Regions from separate parts of the Homo sapiens genome. Here region 2 is linked to region 1. A link is a contact called in ENCODE Hi-C or POLR2A ChIA-PET data. All regions are on one chromosome and are shown on one strand. Each heading gives the region's core, a stretch centred on a gene start or an enhancer-like site at or near the end of the contact. The rest is flanking DNA. Distances are from core to core; before and after follow the strand shown. Region 1 holds the start of JMJD8 (jumonji domain containing 8). Region 2 holds the start of ZSCAN10 (zinc finger and SCAN domain containing 10).

Region 1 (2,652 bases), core at 1-2,500:
TGCGTGCTGCCGCAGGAGGCCTTTCCGCTGCGCCACGAGATCGTGGACACGCCTCCCGGGCCCGAGCACCTGCAGGACAAGGCCGACTCCCCGCACGTGAGCGGCAGCGAGGCGGATGTGGCCTCCCTGGCCCCCGTGGACTCCTCCTTCTCGCTCCTGTCTGTCTCACACGCGCTCTACGACAGCCGCCTGCCGCCCGACTTCTTCGGCGTGCTGGTGCGCGACATGCTGCACTTCTACGCTGAGCAGGGCGACGTGCAGATGGCTGTGTCTGTGCTCATCGTCCTGGGTGAACGGGTGCGCAAGGACATCGACGAGCAGACCCAGGTGTGTGGTGGGCGGGGCCTCCCCCCTGCAGCGCCGCCCCTGGCACCCAGATCCTGACTGCCGGGCGCTCCCTCCCCCAGGAGCACTGGTACACTTCCTACATCGACCTGCTGCAGCGCTTCCGCCTCTGGAACGTGTCCAACGAGGTGGTCAAGCTGAGCACCAGCCGCGCCGTCAGCTGCCTCAACCAGGCCTCCACCACCCTGCACGTCAACTGCAGCCACTGCAAGCGGCCCATGAGCAGCCGGGGCTGGGTCTGCGACAGGTGGGGCAGTGGGGTCGGGAGGTGGGGCAGGGGCCTGCAGGCAGCGCAGCAGCCCCCGCTGAGGCACCCTCCCTCCCGCCCGCCCCCAGGTGCCACCGCTGCGCCAGCATGTGTGCCGTCTGCCACCACGTAGTCAAGGGTCTCTTCGTGTGGTGCCAGGGCTGCAGCCACGGCGGCCACCTGCAGCACATCATGAAGTGGCTGGAAGGCAGCTCCCACTGTCCCGCAGGCTGCGGCCACCTCTGCGAGTACTCCTGACGGGGCATCTGCTGGGCTTGCCCGGGCGGCCGCGTGCAGAACCCCGCCTGGTCTTGTGCCCGAGACGGGCGGAGGCTGGAACTTGAGACCTCAATAAAGGAAGTAGAGCCGCTGTCGGCACTGCGTGTCACCCCATAGCGCGGCGGGCTCGCCGTAGGCCCGCGGGGCAGCTGGCGGGCGGGGGCTTTCGGCGGGGTTGTCGCCATGGTAACCGGCGGCGCCCATAGTCGCTCTCGGGGCGGCCTTCCCAGTGCCTCCCGTAGAGGCCTCTTCCGGGGCGGGCCAAAGGAGGTCACTTCCGGGGTCCGTCCCGGTTCCCGGCCGTTGCCACGACGACGAAGCTGCCGGCCAATGGCTGGCGGATGGGCCCAAGGTTCCCGGCGTGCAGCGCGGCTGCCTGAGGGCGGCAGGCTCATGGCGCCGGCGTCGCGGTTGCTCGCGCTCTGGGCGCTGGCGGCTGTGGCTCTACCCGGCTCCGGGGCGGAGGGCGACGGCGGGTGGTGAGCGGCCCGGGAGGGGCCGGGCGGTGGGGTCACGTGCGGCGGGCGGGGCGCGGGCTGACCCAGCTGTGCCCGCAGGCGCCCGGGCGGGCCGGGGGCCGTGGCGGAGGAGGAGCGCTGCACGGTGGAGCGTCGGGCCGACCTCACCTACGCGGAGTTCGTGCAGCAGTACGTGCGCCCCTGATCGCGGAGGTCGCGTCCTGTTCACCGGCCCGTCTGCCCCGACCGCCCAAGGCCGCCTTCCCCTGACCTCGCGCGCACGCGTGGGGCTGGGGCGGCGAGGCTGGCGGTCCGGCCTGGCCGCGACTCTGCCCTTCTTTCCAGGTACGCCTTCGTCAGGCCCGTCATCCTGCAGGGACTCACGGACAACTCGGTGAGCGCGTGCCCGTCCGTCCCCGGCCACTCTCGCCCGTGCTGGGCCCGGCCACTAAGTCCCCTCCCCGCCCCCGCAGAGGTTCCGGGCCCTGTGCTCCCGCGACAGGTTGCTGGCTTCGTTTGGGGACAGAGTGGTCCGGCTGAGCACCGCCAACACCTACTCCTACCACAAAGGTACGCGGCCTCACCCCTGGGGCCCGCCCATTTGCCAACACCGGGGCGGCTGGACCAGACGGTCCTGACCCGTCTCTTTCCTGCAGTGGACTTGCCCTTCCAGGAGTATGTGGAGCAGCTGCTGCACCCCCAGGACCCCACCTCCCTGGGCAATGGTGAGGCAGCCCTAGGCGGCGGTAGGGGGTGGGGACGCTTGGAGTCTCCAGGTGCCAGGATCCCTGTCCCCGCCGTCTCTGTTGGCAGACACCCTGTACTTCTTCGGGGACAACAACTTCACCGAGTGGGCCTCTCTCTTTCGGCACTACTCCCCACCCCCATTTGGCCTGCTGGGAACCGCTCCAGCTTACAGCTTTGGAATCGCAGGTGGGTGCTTCTTGGGACTGGGAAGGACTGAGGCTTCTGTCGGTGAGTACAAAATGGGTTGGTCACCAGGTGCTCATAACCCCACAGGAGCTGGCTCGGGGGTGCCCTTCCACTGGCATGGACCCGGGTACTCAGAAGTGATCTACGGTCGTAAGGTCAGCACGGGGTGGGGGTTGAGGCTTGGGACTCGCTGACCAAAACGGGCAAGGGTGACACTGCTGCTCATGCCCCCAGCGCTGGTTCCTTTACCCACCTGAGAAGACGCCAGAGTTCCACCCCAACAAGACCACGCTGGCCTGGCTCCGGGACACATACCCAGCCCTGCCACCGTCTGCACGGCCCCTGGAGTGTACCATCCGGGCTGGTGAGGTCAGTGGCTGGCAGGAGAGG
Region 2 (6,356 bases), core at 3,449-5,948, 2.4 Mb before region 1:
GGGATTACAGGTGTGGGCCACTGTACCCAGCCCTACTTCCTTCTTAATAGTATATTTCTAAGTAATAGCAGAATTGCCCAAATGAGCATCCTACAAGCAGTTGGCGCTGTGGAAACTCTATTATGTCTTGGGGGTGCCCAGTGCCCTGGCTTTCCCTGCAGTACACGATTCTGCACTTGCAAAGGGGAATGCCCCAAACAGGGAACTCTCTGCAGGTCTTGCTGGAATCAATAATATGTAAATACTAAAAACCGATGTATTGCCACTCTTTAAGCAATCACGTTGAAGATTGCTACTGGCAATAGAGCTTTCAGAGAGAATCACAAAGCAGAAAGTTCAAGGTCCTTTGAGAAGGAACTGACATGCAAATATTTTATGTTGTATGTTTGTTTTTTCTTTTTAGAAACAGAGTCTTGATATGTTGCTCAGTCTGGCCTCCAACTCCTGGGCTCAAGTGAGCCAATGCCTCAGCCTGCCATGGAGCTGGGACTACAGATGTGAGCCATTGCACCTGGCTTATGCTGGGAGTTATTCAGAATCATATGCTTTGGCACCACCTTGCAGTAAGAAAACTAAGATGCATAACCAGTTAGAAGGGCCTCACTCCTTATAGGGGTCTCAGAGCAGGGCCAAGACGGTCCTGAACAAGCCATGCTGGGACCACCCCCAGGACAAACGATGGATGTAGGTTCAACACTCTCTTTTTCTGTGGCCTGTATAGGGACCAAAATACTTTCCTAGCACTGTTCAGTCTTTGCAGCTGGAACATGGTTCTTTTTTTTGTTTGTTTGTTTGTGTGTGTGTGTGTGTTTGTTTTTGAGACAGGGTCTGGCTCTGTCTTCCAGACTGGAGTGCAGTGGTGGGATCATGGCTCACTGCAGCCTCAACCACCTGTGCTCAAGTGATCCTCCTGACTCAGCCTCCTGAGTAGCTGGGACTACAGGCACGCACCACCATGTGCAGCTAATTTTAAAATTTTTTGTAGAGACGGGATCTCACTGTGTTGCTCAGGCTGGTCTCAAACTCCTAGGCTCAAGAGATCTTTCCACCTCAGCCTCCCAAAGTGCTGGGATTAGAGGTGTGAGCCACTGCACTGGCCTGGACTGTGGTTCTAAGTGCTCACCCTCCCAAATCCCAAATCAACAAAAATTCTGCTGACTGGGAGTGACCTACCTTCTGGGTAGACCTTTTTTTTTTTCTTTTTTTTTTTTCTTGAGACGGAGTCTCGCTGTGTCACCAGGCTGGAGTGCAGTGGTGCGATCTCAGCTCACTGTAATCTCCGCCTCCTGGGTTCAAGCAATTCTCCTGCCTCAGCCTCCCGAGTAGCTGGGACTACAGGCGCCCGCAACCACGCCCAGCTAATTTTTGTATTTTTAGTAGAGACGGGGGTTTCACCATGTTGGCCAGGCTGGTCTTGATCTCCTGGCCTCAGGTCATCCGCCTGCCTTGGCCTCTCAAAGTGCTGGGATTACAAGAGTGATCCACGGTGCCTGACCTTGCCGGGCCTTTAAAATCATAAATTTGCTGCAAATCAAGCTGCCCCGGCTCCATTTACTCACTTCCCCGGTGTCCCCCGGGGCTCCTTCCTCACTTCCCATCTCCCCTTCTTCCCTGCAGAGGTTTTAGGTTCCTGATCATTTCAGGAAGCAGCTGTGTTCTCCAGGGGAAAGGCGAGGTCCTAAGGCAACCCAGTGCCCTGCACTCCGCCTATTGTTATTCGTCTTCCGCCCTCCAGCAGCCACAATAGTCTTTCCCCGCAGGAAACACCACAACTCTGAGGTCCCAGAACCGCCCCAAAGCCACAAAAGGCTATTGAGTGCTTTAAATGGGGCGAGTCGGAGCTCAGACGTGCTCTCGCTGTAAAATGCACACTGGATTTTGAAGACTTTTATGAGAAAAAAGAATGTGCAGCCTCTCATTAGCAAATTTCTGTATTTGTTGAAATAATATTTTGGATATAACGAGTTAACTAAATCGTATTATTAAAATTAATCGCTGGCCGGGCGCGGTGGCTCATGCCTGTAGTCCCGGCGCTTTGGGAGGCCGAGGCGGGCGGATCAACTGAGGTTGGGAGTTCGCGACCAGCCTGACCAACATGGAGAAACCCCTTCTCTACTAAAAATACAAAATTAGCCGGGTGTGGTAGTGCACGCCTGTAATCCCAGCTACTCGGGAGGCTGAGGTAGGAGAATTGTTTGAACCCAGGAGGTGGAGGTTGTGGTGAGCCGAGATCGGGCCATTGCACTCCAGCCTGGGCAACAAGAGCGAAACTCCGTCTCAAAAAAAAAAAAAAAAGAAAATTAATCGCATCTGTTTCCTTTTACCTCTTTAATGGTGGCTACCAGAAAATTTTAAATTGCGGCTGTGGGTGGCACCACACTTCTCTTGAAGGACACTACTCCAAAGGTTCCCCGTCCCACTCCGCACAGTTGACCCCAACCCAGTAGGGAACCACACTCTCTTTAACGCCCCCTAGCGTCAGGTACGGATTCATACACGTTTATTATCTTTCAGGTCTCAGTGCTTTTGCAAACCTTCTCTTCTACAACCCTCTCCTGCAATACATCTGGGAGGTGGGATCATCGTTCACACATTACAGAGGAGGCAGTGATGGTTTTCAAATGAAAAGTGACTTCGCCAAGGACACATGCAGCTGGGCTGTGGAGGGCCTAGTCTGTCTCCTTTTTCCATCCCTCGTTTATTTCCAGAGCTGTTCCTACACCTGAAAAGCGCCACTCCCCCTGCACACCCTGGCAGACAACCGGATTCGATGGCCCTGGCAGCCCGAACGCCAACAAACACCCAGTGTCTTTCTGAAGCGACCATAAGCCATTCGAGGAAACACGCACGGGGTCCTGCTTGTCCTGGCCTTGTCCCCAATGCCCAGGGCAGTGAGAGCAGCTCTACACGGAGGCCAGTCCCTGAGGCTTCCTCGGTGGCCTCAGACCTCGGAGTACACACGTGCAGTCCTTACCTCCCAAAGATAAACCTAACCTCTCACTCTGCTCTTCACCTACTTCAGACTGCTGTCCCATATATGGTCACCAGAGACATATGAGAACCACTAGAGATAGCCCCAAACTGAAAACTGCCCACGGGCTACCCATAGCAGAATGAATAACTGATGTAATGAGGAAAATCATTCAGCAACGAGAGGGAAAGAACGCTCGATGGCATGGAGTCCCAGCTGTAGTCCCAGCTCCTTGGTAGACCGAGATGGGAGGATCACTTTAACCCAGGAGTTTGAGTCCAGCCTGGGAGATATGGCAAGACCTTGTCTCTAATAAAATAAAATAAGTGGAATTGGGAAAATTACAATTTTAAAAGAAACAAAAATTTTTAGTAGAGATGGGGTTTCACCATGTTGTCCAGGCTAGTCTTGAACTCCTGACCTCAGGTGATTAAAGAGGCTGAGTGCGGTGGCTCATGCCTGTAATCCCAGCACTTTGGGAGGCCAAGGCAGGTGGATCACCTGAGTTCAGGAGTTCAAGACTAGCCTGGCCAAAATGATGAAACCCCATCTCTACAAAAAAAAAAAAAAAAAAAAAAATGAACCGGGCATGATGAGACAGGCCCCACGCCTCTCGCTTCCGAGACTGTAATGGCTGCCTGGTCCCGCCAAGGCCACACCCGCTCCGGCGCTACAGCACCCCGCCCCGCCCCGGACACGCCCCCTCCGTCCCTACAGAACCCCGCCCCGCCCCTTGGCCTTCAGGCCCACTTCCCTGGGGGCGGGGTTTTCTGGCCCCGCCCCTGAACAAACTATGGAGTGGGAGGAGCCCGCGACTGGGAGAGCGAGGCGCGGGACGCGGGGAATGCAGAGCAGACCAAGGAGAAAGACCGTCGTACGAAGGGAGCACTAGACAACTGAAGTAGGAACAGGATGAGCTCAGGTGTTAAGTGCAGGAAAACAAAGACCCGTCAGATGAGCCAGTCAGGAGGGTCCTGGCCCCAACGGACCGAGGGGTCTAGGCCGGGGGAACGGCCAACACCTGAGAGGTGGTCCTGGCTCCCCGGGGGCTCAGAACGCTCAGGAAGGCACCAGCTGCAGCCAAGGGCACAACCCAAGAAGGCACCTTAAGCACAGGGATGGAATTAGTTTGGGGCCAAACGCTGTTGGTTAGGTCACTTCCCTCCCGGGGAGCCCTTGCTTCGTCATCGGTAAAGTTGGGACAAAAGCCACCTGGCAGGACTTGGGAGGACTTTAGGTGACCGTGTAGATGGAGCAAACTCTGCCCCATCACATCCTCCTCTTCCATTTTTTCCTAGCACCGTCGCTGCTCCTTTGCCCTAGAATGTAAGCCCCTGAGAGCAGGGCCTCATTCCTTCAGTTTCTCTCTGTGTCCTTAGCCCCTGCTTTGTAACAGTGCCTGGCACACAGGAGGCCATTGCAAAGAGTAGTCACGTGAATGAAAAGCCTAGCAAAGAAGCCAGCACACTGTGGGCATTTAAAAATGGCAGCTCTTAGCCCAAAGGAAAGACGGGCAGACCTGCAAGGGGCACCAGGCCAGTCTTGATTTGGGAGGTGGTTACACTCTCACACAGGCTGGGATTGAAATCTGGATTTCTCACTTTGTCTTCATGTCACTGGCCCCGCCCTCTTCCCATCCCGCTCCCAAACTGGGAGCTTAAGGGTTAACTCTAGGAAGCCCCTCATCACCTGGATGGGATGGGACTGGGGCAAGGAACTTCCTGTTCCATTTTCCCAGAGCCCTTCCCCAGGCTGGCGGAGGCTGGCTTTGGCCCTGGAGTCCTCAGAAAACCCCCCAGCATCTCTGCCTGTGTAGTGGGGACTCCGAGTGGTGAGTTGGAGGGAGGTCGGGGTGCAGGCTGCCAGGACGGGTGCTAGGAGCTCGCAGCAGCTTGGAGAGAGCAGGGGAGGCTCCAGGCCTTGGTGCTGGGGTGGGGGCTGGAAGAGTCTTGGGAGGATGTAGAGGGTCTGCTGGGGAGCCTCGTGCCAGCCAGCTTGGTGGACCTGTCGCGATGGGGGCGTTGGGGACGAGGGAGATCGCAGAACTTCCTGTGACATTGAAGAAGGCTGGCTTCACGTGCTCCCAGGTGGACTGATGGGCCTTGTCCACTCAGCCCAGCACGCGGAGGGAGGCCCCTCCAACAAACAACAAATCAGGCAGCTGCCAACTGTGTCCAGGGAGAAAGGGAGTGTTCCCGGCTGAGGACCCCACCTTTGCCGCCTTCCCCAACTCTGGGCTCTCAGGTGACCTGGGTGGGTCTCGTGGCAGCACCTCCACCCCGGGCTCCAAATTAAGCTGCTCAAATGTTGGATGGTGGCTGTAGAGCCTCTGCCTGCCTCCCTACCCAGCCCACCCCCAACAGAGGTGCATATTAACAGAGCTTTTGTCCTGGAGATCTGGGGGGAGGGAGAGATTCTCTGAAGCCAACTTGTCTCGAATTCCACCTCTTTGAAACCTTTTGGAGAGATCTCACCTGGAGATTCCGGCCTCCCTGTGTGGCTTGCCCTGAGAGCTGAAATTTGGAATCTTCATTTTTTTTCTGTTTCATGCTGTGATATTTCGGCTAAGGCTAGGAAAATGGCACAGAGCAGGATGGAGATCAGTTCCTTTTCTGTTTCAGAGCTTTGGCACTGTGTTCTAGACCTACACTCTCAGCCTAAAGCAAACCTTGGCTCCACCTGGTGTGACCCTGAGCATGTCACCAAGTGCAAAGCTTGGTCTTTGCACTTGGCAAAGGGAGAAGTGATTGTTTCGTGCGTGGGCTGGACTGGGATGAAATGAGCTTAATCGCCAGACACTCAGTACCTGCCCGCTGCTCCTGCACGGCAATGGATGAGCAGTGATTAGTTTTCTTGTTATTTTGTGCATGCTACTAAAAACCAGTGAAACGTAATCCCATTTTCTTCCCCCTCCCCCACTCTTTTTTTTTCTTTTCTTTTCTTTTCTTTCTTTCTTTCTTTTTTTTTTTTTTTTTTTTGAGACAGGGTCTTCGCCTTTTATCCAGGCTGGTGTGCAGTGGCGCGAACATGGCTCACTGCAGCTTTGACCCCCCAGGTTCAAGCAATCCTTCTGCCTTGGCCACCCAAAATGCTGGGATTATAAGCATGAGCCACCGCATCCGGCCTCACAACACCATTTTTCTGATCATTTATCACAGACTTTTTCTGTCCTAGACGTTGTTACATGCTTTCCTTCGAGATGGCCAGAATCACTGCCATTCCCTAATTTCTGCTAACAGACACTGAAGCAACTTCAAGTGCTGGATGAACACTCATTGAACTAGACACAGCTCCTACTCCCAGGCCAGGCAGAGAAATACGCTCATCTGTGATTGAGGCACTCCATCGCCCTAGTGGGGAGAGATGGGGTGGGAGGATGGGGGCT

What was found. A loop is a pair of places that touch in the nucleus more often than their neighbours do. ChIA-PET counts read pairs that join two places held with the same protein, here RNA polymerase II (POLR2A). Pooled maps may share reads with other maps.
Region 2: a loop to region 1 is called in a pooled map, with 2.5 times the contacts of the local background. The contact joins the promoter of ZSCAN10 here to the promoter of JMJD8 in region 1. A Hi-C loop is called at or near these places in 1 of 168 maps with a recorded cell type or tissue (CD8-positive, alpha-beta T cell) and 1 of 50 pooled maps. POLR2A ChIA-PET finds 5 or more read pairs at or near these places in 1 of 52 experiments (PC-9).

The regions. Positions count from the first base shown.
Region 1 is chr16:682,932-685,583 of GRCh38, reverse strand. It overlaps JMJD8 (jumonji domain containing 8), which reads left to right and starts at 1,250. Exons shown (of 9, transcript NM_001005920.4): 1 at 1,250-1,350; 2 at 1,429-1,518; 3 at 1,675-1,723; 4 at 1,803-1,899; 5 at 1,986-2,054; 6 at 2,143-2,262; 7 at 2,350-2,417; 8 at 2,497-2,631. The coding sequence starts at 1,265. It overlaps WDR24 (WD repeat domain 24), which reads left to right. Exons shown (of 9, transcript NM_032259.4): 7 at 1-327; 8 at 408-592; 9 at 682-962. The coding sequence ends at 850. RefSeq lists an enhancer at 821-870 and a silencer at 1,271-1,580.
Region 2 is chr16:3,097,636-3,103,991 of GRCh38, reverse strand. It overlaps ZSCAN10 (zinc finger and SCAN domain containing 10), which reads left to right and starts at 4,698. Exons shown (of 6, transcript NM_032805.3): 1 at 4,698-4,802. RefSeq lists enhancers at 2,257-2,306, 1,941-2,641, 3,896-3,945 and a silencer at 3,676-3,735.